Regions from separate parts of the Mus musculus genome. Here region 1 is linked to region 2. The links are chromatin loops, found by intact Hi-C in ENCODE. Cell type or tissue: left cerebral cortex. All regions are shown on one strand. Each heading gives the region's core, and the rest is flanking DNA. Links, peaks and the distances in the headings are about the cores only.

What was found. A loop is a pair of places that touch in the nucleus more often than their neighbours do. Peaks named below come from ENCODE experiments on the same cell type or tissue, not always from the same donor. Only the 100,000 strongest peaks of a DNase experiment are listed, where the experiment ranks them.
Region 1: it touches region 2 in a loop (3-fold over the local background); 2 of 42 quality-filtered maps call a loop at or near these places.

Annotation. Positions count from the first base shown.
Region 1 is chr8:84,282,871-84,287,989 of GRCm38, reverse strand. No RefSeq gene overlaps it. Among named protein-coding and RNA genes, the nearest start is that of Ccdc130, 15 kb to the right of the region's middle. In left cerebral cortex, for the core only: a CTCF peak has its summit at 2,126 (motif pointing right); DNase peaks (open chromatin) are centred at 2,120, 3,101 and 3,275; H3K27ac peaks cover 131 bases.
Region 2 is chr8:84,007,260-84,012,378 of GRCm38, reverse strand. Misp3 (MISP family member 3) reads left to right here and starts at 659. Exons shown (of 3, transcript NM_001291292.1): 1 at 659-1,238; 2 at 1,607-1,668; 3 at 1,887-2,151. The coding sequence starts at 695. The coding sequence ends at 1,901. It overlaps Mir1199 (microRNA 1199), which reads left to right and starts at 746; the gene lies at 746-864. In left cerebral cortex, for the core only: a CTCF peak has its summit at 2,356 (motif pointing left); a DNase peak (open chromatin) is centred at 2,337; H3K4me3 peaks cover 411 bases.

The DNA of each region.
Region 1 (5,119 bases), core at 1,116-3,615, 280 kb before region 2:
AAGATCTTAAATAACTTTAAACGTCCCACAGTCTTTACATATTCTTAAAATTTCAATCTCTTTAAAATATCCATCTCTTTTAAAATCCAAAGTCTTTTTACAATTAAAAGTTTCTTAACTGTGGGCTCCACTAAAACAGTTTCTTCCTTCAAGAGGGAAAATATCAGGGCACAGTCACAATCAAAAGCAAAAGTCAATCTCCAACCGTCCAATGTCTGGGATCCAACTCACGATCTTCTGGGCTCCTCCAAGGGCTTGGGTCACTTCTCCAGCCAGGCCCTATGTAGCACACGCGTCATCCTCTAGGCTCCAGATGCCTGTACTCCACTGCTGCTGCTGCTCTTGGTGGTCATCTCATGGTACTGGCATCTCCAAAACACTGCATGACCCCTTCAGTCCTGGGCCTTCAATTGCAACTAAGGCTGCACCTTCACCAATGGCCTTCCATGGCCTCTCACAGTGCCGAGCCTCAGCTGCTTTGCGTGACCCCTTCATGCCTTCAAAACCAGTACCACCTGGGTGACCCTTACATATTACCAAGTCCCGCTGCAGCAGGAGTACAACCTTGGCCATCTCTGGAACACAGCCTCTTTGTTCTTTCAGAAAACACTTCCCAGAAGATGTCACCTCAATGATGCTGGTCTCTTCTTAATCACCACTAATTTCTTAGCTCCAGCTAACCAGCATCAATAGTCCCAGTAATGCAAAATTTTTGCTTTGGTAGTTCTGGTATCTTATTAATCACAGCTGATTCTTCAGCCCCAGCTAACCAGAACTACAGAATCTTCACAATCAAAGCAGCAATGGCCCTGAAAAGAGTCTTTAATTTTCCCTCTGAAATTTCACAAACCAGACCTCCATCTTCTGCACCGTTCTCAACATTATCTTCCAAGCTCCTACACAACATCTGACAGAGCTCTTAACAACAAATGGATCTTCAAGCCCAAAGTTCCAAAGTCCTTCCACAGTCCTCCCCAAAACATGGTCAGGTTGTCACAGGAATATCCCACTCTGCTGGTACCAATTTGTCTTAGTCAGGGTTTCTATTCCTGCACAAACATCATGACCAAGAAGCAAGTTGGGGAGGAAAGGGTTTATTCGGCTTACACTTCCACACTGCTGTTCATCACCAAGGAAGTCAGGACTGGAACTCAAGCAGGTCAGGAAGCAGGAGCCGATGCAGAGGTCATGGAGGGATGTTCTTTACTGGCTTGCTTCCCCTGGCTTGCTCAGCCTGCTCTCTTATAGAACCAAGACTACCAGCCCAGAGATGGTCCCACCCACAAGGGGTCTTTCCCCCTTGATCACTAATTGAGAAAATGCCTTACAGTTGGATCTCATGGAGGCATTTCCTCAACTGAAGCTCCTTTCTCTGTGATAACTCCAGCTGTGTCAAGTTGACACAAAACTAGCCAGTACAGGTAGTGTTTATGGGTGGTGTGTGTGGTATTGAGTGTATGTGCATATACATATGTGTGGAGTATGTTTATATGTGTGGATGTGTTTATCTATGCTATAGTGTATATGGTGTGTATAAAGAGATATGTGGCTTGTGTATATGTCAAGTATTGTATTTGTATGTGTACATATGTATTGTATGCATGTGTATGTACATATGTTCGTATGGTGTGAATTGTGTGTGGTATGTGTATTATGTACATGTATGTGTGTATATGAGCAGATATATATGGATCTGTGGTGCCAGAAGAGGGGATCTAATGCCCTCTCTGGCTTCTGTAAGCATCAGGCACATATATGGTGCACACGCACACGCACACGCACACACACACACACACACACACAGAGGCAAACAATCTGATATGCAAAATAAAATCCCTTTCATTTTAATGTTTATTTTATGCATATGAATGTCTTTGTTGGTTGGGTTTTCATGTTTGTTTGTTTTGTTTTTTTGTTTTTGAGACAGGGTTTCTCTGTATAGCCCTGGCTGTCCTGGAACTCACTTTGTAGACCAGGCTGGCCTCGAACTCAGAAATCTGCCTGCTTCTGCCTCCCGAGTGCTGGGATTAAAGGTGTGCGCCACCACTGCCTGACTCATATGAATGTTTTATTTGCGTGTATGTCTGTGCACTGTGTGCATGCCTGATACCCATAGAGGCCAGAAGAGGGCACCAGATCCCTGGGAACTGGTAAACAGCTGTGAGCCACCTAGAAACTGAACCTGGACCCCCTGCAAGAACATGAAGTCTTCCTAACAACTGAGCCACCTCTCCAGCCCTTAATTTTTTTTTAAGGAAAGTAATCTTGTTCCGTTGCTATCTTGGATAGTAAGATCATCAAGATGGAGACAGCCCTGTGACTTGGCTGCTATCATAATGGTATCATCTTGATGGTGAGGACCATATAACTTCATTGCCATCTTAGTTAATAAAGTCACATGGCATAAAACACCAATCAACATAAACACCCATAAAGTCACATGGCATAAAGAACCAAAAATATCAAGTTTAGGGGAAGCACCCATAAACCTTCAGGAGATCAGCAGGCCCTTAGGATTTCCTGCACCACAGACAAGCATATGACCCAATCTTTTTGTTTGCTTGTTTTGCTGCTTCCGGTGTGGAACCCAGAGCCTTGTACAAGGTGAAGCAGTGGTCAGCCACACTCCCAGCACACCCCCTCTCCTCTTAGGTCTGTTAGACAGTTACTTTATTTTGTTTACACAATGTTTTTGTAAGTGTCAGCTGTGTTGGTGAAATCAACCCAGTGTGGCTGCCGTCCTGGAATTCTGCAGCCTTCTAAAAAATTCTATAACTTTAAAAATCCAAGCTCTCTCTACAAATTCAATGTCTCCTTAAAGTTCAAAGTCTGTCAACTATATTAAGCTAAAAAAAAAAATCAGTTACATACATTCTTAGTCTAAGAACAGGGCACAGTTTTAGTTAGATCAAAGTAAATTCAAAACCCAGATGTATACATAAACTCTTTAATGTGTCCAGCATGTGGAACTCACACTCTTCTGGGCTCCCACAGGGCTTCAGCCCCGCCATTTCTCTGCCTCTTCCATCTTCAGTACAGCTTGTCTCATTAGGCTCCAGGCACTGCCGGCTCGTCATTACCCCTCAGTCCTTCAGCTTCCGTACTGCTAAAAACTCTTGGGTGGGTTGCCGTGAACGCAGAGACAAGGACTGATGACATGTCAGCCTGGAGTTTTCTCCAAGCAGGTCTGTGGGGGATGGGGGTTGTTCTCTGTGTGGGTGGGGCTGCGGGGGGAGGGGGAGGGCAGACTGGGTTTCTCAGCTTGTGCGTGGGAGGGCAGGGCTTCCAGCCTAAGAAACATATTGCAGGAACAGCCCTGAGAGTCTTTGGGAGACTCTGAAACTTCACAAGCCAGACTTCCACGGATTTATCTCATCATTCTTATCTTTGAAGCTTCCACACAATAGTCATTAAACTTGGAATACGGCTTTTTTTAGGCCCAAATTTCCAAATACTTCAACAGCCATCCCAAAATAATTCAGTCAGATCCGTTGCAACAATTGCCCACTCTCAGCTACCAATTTCTGTGTTAGGTTTCCACAGAAGCTAATCCCTGGGCCAAGGAAAAAAGGTGCGATTTCTGGGTCCCAGGAAGAAGAGGAGGGGGACGAGACAGAGAGAGGTCTTTTCAGCCAGACTTTGGGGAGAGGAGCATGAACCATGTAAGGCCTGGGAGCAACTAGAACTGGTGGTGGTCTTCGCCACCTGCGGAATTTTGATATAGGATAGCTGATGAGTTTAGAACAATAGATCCTGTGCCTAGCCATTGAGTTATCTGGCTAGTATTTAAATATTAAGGTTGTCTGGTGTTTTTCATCTGCAGCAACTCAGGTGGGCAGGAGAAAGGACACAGCCATGGGGAGGTCTTTGGCAACTGGCTGAGCTAGCTGTGGGGTGATTGGCTGGTGTAAAGTAATCGCAGCTCCCTGGGTTCTTGGGAAAAGCAAGCTCTCGAAAAAGAACAAGCACATTTTTAAAATTACACGCAGCAACTTAAAGCTATGGTGGAGTAAAGTATTTGTTTAATCTTACAGTTGACCCGCCATCATGAACAGAAGTTGGGACAGGAACTAAAGCAGAAGCCATGAAGGAATGCTGTTTACTGGCTTGCTCCTGGAGGCCTGCCTTGTCATACTGCCCAGGAGTGACACTACTCACGGGGCCTGAGGCATCCCACGTCAATCACTAACCATGAAAATGCCCGGGAGTAGACTCCTACAGTCTGGTGTAGGCATTTCCTCAGGCAAGTCTCCTATTCCCAGATGTCACTTAGCTGTGTGAAGCTGACAGAAGATAGCCAGCACAATGCCTTTTTGCTATGTGATTCGGTAGATGGAGCCTGGAGTCCTCTTGACCCACGGAGCCAATTCCTGTGTTTGCCATAAATTATTGAACCCCTTCAGCAACCACCCCCTGGCTTTTCACCTCCATACAGCTGTTGTTCCCATTCAGATAAATGCATTATTATGCCTGATTCTAACAAGTAAATTACAGTGGTGGTTTACACCCATGGCAGGGGGCTTGTTTGTGGGAAATTATGGTGTTTAAAAACAAGGCACCCTAGTGTGTGCATGAGAAAAAATTAATTAAGACCCAGGCTCTATGATGGGCTGGGAGTGTAGCTTAGCTGGTAGAGCGTTTGCTTGGCATGCACCAGTCCCTGGATTTGATACCCAGGATGCATGAGCACAGGCACGTGCACACACACACACACACACACACAAACACACGCACACACACACACATGAGGCACATGCACTATGTCTAAAGTTTAGGACTCTCCCAAGTGCTCCTATCAGCTCTTTAGCAGTGGTTGATTTCTTTCTAACAAAAGGCTGTTGCTTCTTCCTTCAGTGCTCTCCAGCATCCACCTGCCTGCAAAAAGCAGGAACTTGAGGCAGTTGGATAACCCTCTCTGCCTCCATCAGGATCCTACTGTATAGCCCAGGTTGGCCCCCTGAGTGCAGAGATGTCACCATCCAGCCTCTCTTCAACCTTTCAATGCAGACTCCCAGTCAGGACTCTGCAGGGAGCATTGAATCCCCTAGAACTGAAGTTACAAACAATGGTGAGCCATCGTGTAATGTGGGTGCTGGGAATCAAACCCAGGTCCTCCGGA
Region 2 (5,119 bases), core at 998-3,497:
CATACCCCCTGGGTAGTGAGTTCAGGGAAGCCCTTTCCGAAGAAGCCACCCCTTCAGTCAACCCGTGTGTTCAGGTGGCGGGAATCCGGAGAGCAGTGGAGGCGCCCTGGCCCATAGGGCGGGTCCAGGGCCACTCGAATCCAGCTGGCAGGTGACGGGGGCGGTGCCCAGTCCTGCCCCCAGGGGATGTTCCTGGAGGCCAGAGGCGGGTCAAAGAAGAGTGCTGGCGACGCCTATGAACCTCGGGCGGCGGCTGTAACTACAGGTACTGCACAGGGCACCGTGTCCTACCTATTTGGGCATCTCAATTCGGCTCTGAGAACTAAAATTTTCAAAGGGCGCCTAACTCCAAACATCCATGTCCTCGGGTGTCCGAGAGTGGAGTCCTGGGGTCGCCTGAAGGCTACGTGTTCCGGGAGCCGCAGAGCCAGGGCACCGAGGGCTGCTGGGGGAGGCAGTGAGGTCCTGGAAACCTCTGGAGAGGAGCACTTGCAGACTCTGGAGCCAGAGAGCCAGGTCCCGCAGGTGCCAGTTGAGCACCGGACCGAGCGCCCGGGCGGTCCACAGCTGGGCCGCCTGGCACTAGTATAACGGAGGTACTGGGGCAGTTGTGCCCCTGTCTCGGCTCAGAGGCCTCCAGGTGTGTTTTCTACCGAAGCCCGCGGCATCCAAACCGGCGCCGGCGGAATTGCAGATGGAGACGCCCATCCAGCGCGAAATCCGCCGCAGCTGCGAGCGGGAGGAAAGCCTGCGCCGGAGCCGGGGTCTGAGTCCCGGTCGCGCGGGCGAGGAACTCATTGAGTTGCGCGTGCGGCCGGTGCTCAGTCGGCCCGGCTCCGGTACTCCGCTGCCGCGCGCCCTGGAGCGCGCTCGGGCGGGCGCGAAGATGCAACGGGACATCGAACGCGAGGCTCACAGGCAGGCGGCGCTGGCGAGCCCCGCGGTTCCGGAGCCTAGCGCCCGGCGGCGGCCGCAGCCGCTGGACGAACTCAAGCGCTTCTTTGAGGCTGCGGCGGAGGACGGCGCTGGCTTGCAGAGGCAGCCAGAGACCGGAGGCCGGCTGCACCCCGCCGTTCAGGACGGCTGTCCGGTACTGGGGCAGTTGCCACCGCTCGTTGCCCCGTCACTGCTGGAGCAGGAGGTGCGACGAGTGCGCGAGCGCGAGCGGGAGCTGCAGTTGCAGCGGCGCAGCATCTACGGCGACGCCGAGGTCCAGGAGCCAGCGCCGAGCCTCACCCGTAAGCGGTCCCCCTGGGCCCTAGAGCTCCAGCTGTCTCCACCTCCAGTGATCATTCATCTGTAGGCTTGCAGACCCTTAACTATTCTCCTGGGGGTTCACCTTCTTTTCTTCACTCCCACTCCTGGAGTGAGGATCCCCACATCCATCAGACCTTGGAACCTTGACTTCTGGCGTTCTCGGGTCCTCTGTAGTACTCGGGTGCCTCTCTACATTGAGTTTGCCTCATTCCTGTTCCTGGGTCCTCAGAACTGGGTGGAGGCCTTCATGGGGAAGAGGGGTGCACACCTGTATGTATATAAGGGGTGCGGCCATCCTCCAGCTGGCAAGAGGAGGGGCAGTCGCGGCTGAGTGTTCCTTCCCCCACAGCGAGCAGGGGAGATGGAAAATTGTCGGTGATCTGGCCTCCGCGGAGACGGGCCTCTGAGAAGGTGGGAGACTCCCTTTCCGATGCTTGTCGGTCTCCCAGCCCTCCCTGCAGCACCTGGGCACTGGGGTGGAGGGAGAAGGTGCCTCTTGGTCCCCTGGAGCGCCACTCTAACCCAAACTCAAAAGTCCTAGACGCGATCCAGAGAGTGAAGAGGAGGTGGAGGCCTAGAGGCCAAACTTCTCCCTGAGGGTGTTCTTTCTCTTCCCCTTTTCCTTCTAGGAGCGCAGACCCTGAGGTCTATGAAGGTTGGGACCTGCGGACAGAAGTAACATACCCTTTGGAGAACCAGGGTAGGGTTACTCTCCAGATCAGCAGAAGGCCTAGAGAGGGAAGGGCTAGCTTTCTTTAATGGCAACTTGAAATCCAGCCCATCTTTGATACTGACTATGGAATTAACCACCTTTCTCCATAAAATTCTCTAGTCTTCCTTGGAAACCCTGCAAAACCTATGAGTGAAACATAAAATAAACTCCTCCTCCCTTTACCTGGGCTTCAGTGCAAGCTATTTTCTACTGGGTCCTCCTTAGTCTGGGTGGGCGGAGGCTGGCAGGTGAAGAACGTTTGGAAAAGCCACCCAAGGATCCCGCCGGAATGTTGGAATTCAAAACGCGCTCTGGTCTCCTTGTTCTGGACTGACTGCGGACCCGGGCTTGGAGGCCAGGGCCCTACTGCCCCCTGGTGGTGAGAACGCAAAATGTTGCTCACCGGCCCACAGACTCCACTCTGGTATCCAGATGTCAGTTTTTATAGGCACCAAAACCATTCTGTGTTCAGGGAGCTGCTAGACCGAGGTGCTATGAAGTTGTATTTCCTGCTCTAGGGATATAAACAATAGTGTAAACATACTAGGGGTGGCTGGAGGGATGGTTTAGGGTAAGGAGTGCTTGCTATTCTTGCAAATGACCCGAGTTCAGTTCCGGGCATCTACATGGGAGGCTCACAACTGCTTATGTCCAGGAGAGCCATTGTCCACTTCTCTCCTCCAGGAAAATCTCAACATACATGGCACCCATTCGCACAAAATGCACACATATTCACATAAATTGAAATAAGGATAATTTTAAAAAAAGAAATACCAATGGTGGTGTTGAAGGATCAAGGACCTGGCAAGTGTTCTGGTGACCATCTTTGCTTGTTTCTTTTAAAACCGTGGCTTAAAAAAAAAAAAAAAAAGATAGAAAAAAGGCCGGGCGTGGTGGCGCACGCCTTTAATCCCAGCACTCGGGAGGCAGAGGCAGGTGGATTTCTGAGTTCGAGGCCAGCCTGGTCTACAAAGTGAGTTCCAGAACAGCCAGGGCTATAAAGAGAAACCCTGTCTCGAAAAACCAAAAAAAAAAAAAAAAAAAGATAAAACCGTGGCTTCGTATATCCCATATTGGCCTGAAATTCCCTTTGTGGTCGAGGGTGACCTAGAAAGTTTTAAAAGATTTATTTTTTGTATTCATGCTGTATGTATAAGTGTTTTGTTGGCTTGTATGTGTGTGTGTGCCTGTGTGTATGTGTGTGTGCCTGTGTGTATATGTGTGTGCCTATGTGTATGTGTGGGCCTGCAGAGGTGAGAAGAGAGTCAGATCCCTTGGAACTAGAGTTCCATGTGAGTGCTGAGAACTGAACCATGATCCTCCTAAAGTACTCTTAGCTGCCAAGCAACCTCTCTTTATTTTTAATTATAGGTGTGTGTTTGTTGGGGTATGTACATGAGAGTGCAGATATACAGATGCCCTCAGAGTCCAGAGAGACTGTTAGATCCCCCTAGAGCTGGAGCTACAGACAGCTGTGAACTACCAGAGATGGTGTTGGGAACTGGACCCAGGTCCTCTGCAATGGCTCTTAACCACTGAGCCATCTCTCCAGCCCCTGGAGCTGTTACTGAAACAGACAGTTCAGGACTGAAGAACTGACTCGGAAGTTAAGAGTGTCTGCCATGCTATGAAGATAGCACACGCTTTAATCCCAGCACTAAGGAGGCAGAGAAACAGGTGGATTTGAGTTCAAGGCCAGCCTGGTCTACTGAGCCGGTTCCAGTACAGCCAGGAAACTGAGAAACTCTTGGAAAACAGATGCTGCCCACCCAGATCCAGCTTTAGTTCCCAGCACATAACGCTGGGTGGCGCATACCTCCCATAGCGCCAGCTCCTAGAGGTCAGATAGCTGCTGGACGTCTCTGGCACCCTGGAATACACAGGCGAATACCTGAATACCCAGACTGTCCTGGAACCAGCCTGACCTTGAACTCACAGAGATCCTCTTGCCTCTATCTCCTGAGTGCTGGGATTTCTTTGTTTTGTTTTGAAGACAGGGTTTCTTTGTGTAGCCCTGACTGTTCTGGAATTTGCTCTACGTGTAGACCAGGCTGACTTCAAGGCCCACCTGCCTCTGCCTCCCGAGTACTGAGACTAAAGGCATGTACCACCATGGCCTAGCCACATACATAATTTTTTTTAAAGATTTATTTATTTATTATATGTAAGTACACTGTAGCTGTCCTCAGATACTCCAGAAGAGGGCATCAGATTTCATTACAGATGGTTGTGAGCCACCATGTGGTTGCTGGGATTTGAACTCAGGACCTTCGGAAGAGCAGTCAGTGCTCTTAACCACTGAGCCATCTCACCAGCCCCCACATAATTTTTAAAAATAAAAAATCCTTTAATTAAACAAACAAAAATGTGAGCACTTCCCTGGCAAGTGCAAGGCTCTGCGTTTGAGCCAAAACCAAACTACCAACCTTTACTATTTAGCAAGCTCTTTCCCCTTCTAACATCTTTTGAGACAGAGACTCACTGGGTTGCCATGGCTAGCTGTGTGGATCAGGATGGCTTTGAACCTGAAACTTCCTGCTTTTGCTTCCTGTGTGTTGGAACTGCAGGCCAGGTTTAGAAAAAAAAAAAAAAAAACTTTAAAAATGATTCAAGTGGGACTAGGCATGGCCACATATTTACCTGTCAACTCAGCACTTAGGAGGTGGAGACAGGCAGATTTCTTAAGTTCAAGGCCAGACTGTTCTACATAGTAAGATCTGTGGTGTGGTGTGTGTGTGTGGGGGGGGTGGGGGGTGGAGGGGGGTGGCAGTGGCCAGTCACGGACACACTGCAAGCAATGCTTCATTCCTGCTAAAAACACTAAACTGTCTGGAAAACTGTGTTTCTCACAGAATGCCAGGACACTTCTACAGCTTCTTAGAAGTGACAAGAATCAGAAAAAGTGGGACTCCCAAAACATTTTAGATTTATTGTCTAGGGATAGGAATGTAGCTCATTGGTAATGTATTTGCCTGGCGAAAAGGAAAGCCAGGCCGGGGTTTAATCCCTAGCTACACCTAAACAGTGGAGGATACATCTAACTGTAGAGGCAGGGGCAGTAGGATAAGAAATTCAAGGTCAGCCTCAGCTACATAGAGAGCTTGAGGCCAGCCTAGCTATATGACACCCTGTCTCAAAAATAAATAAATA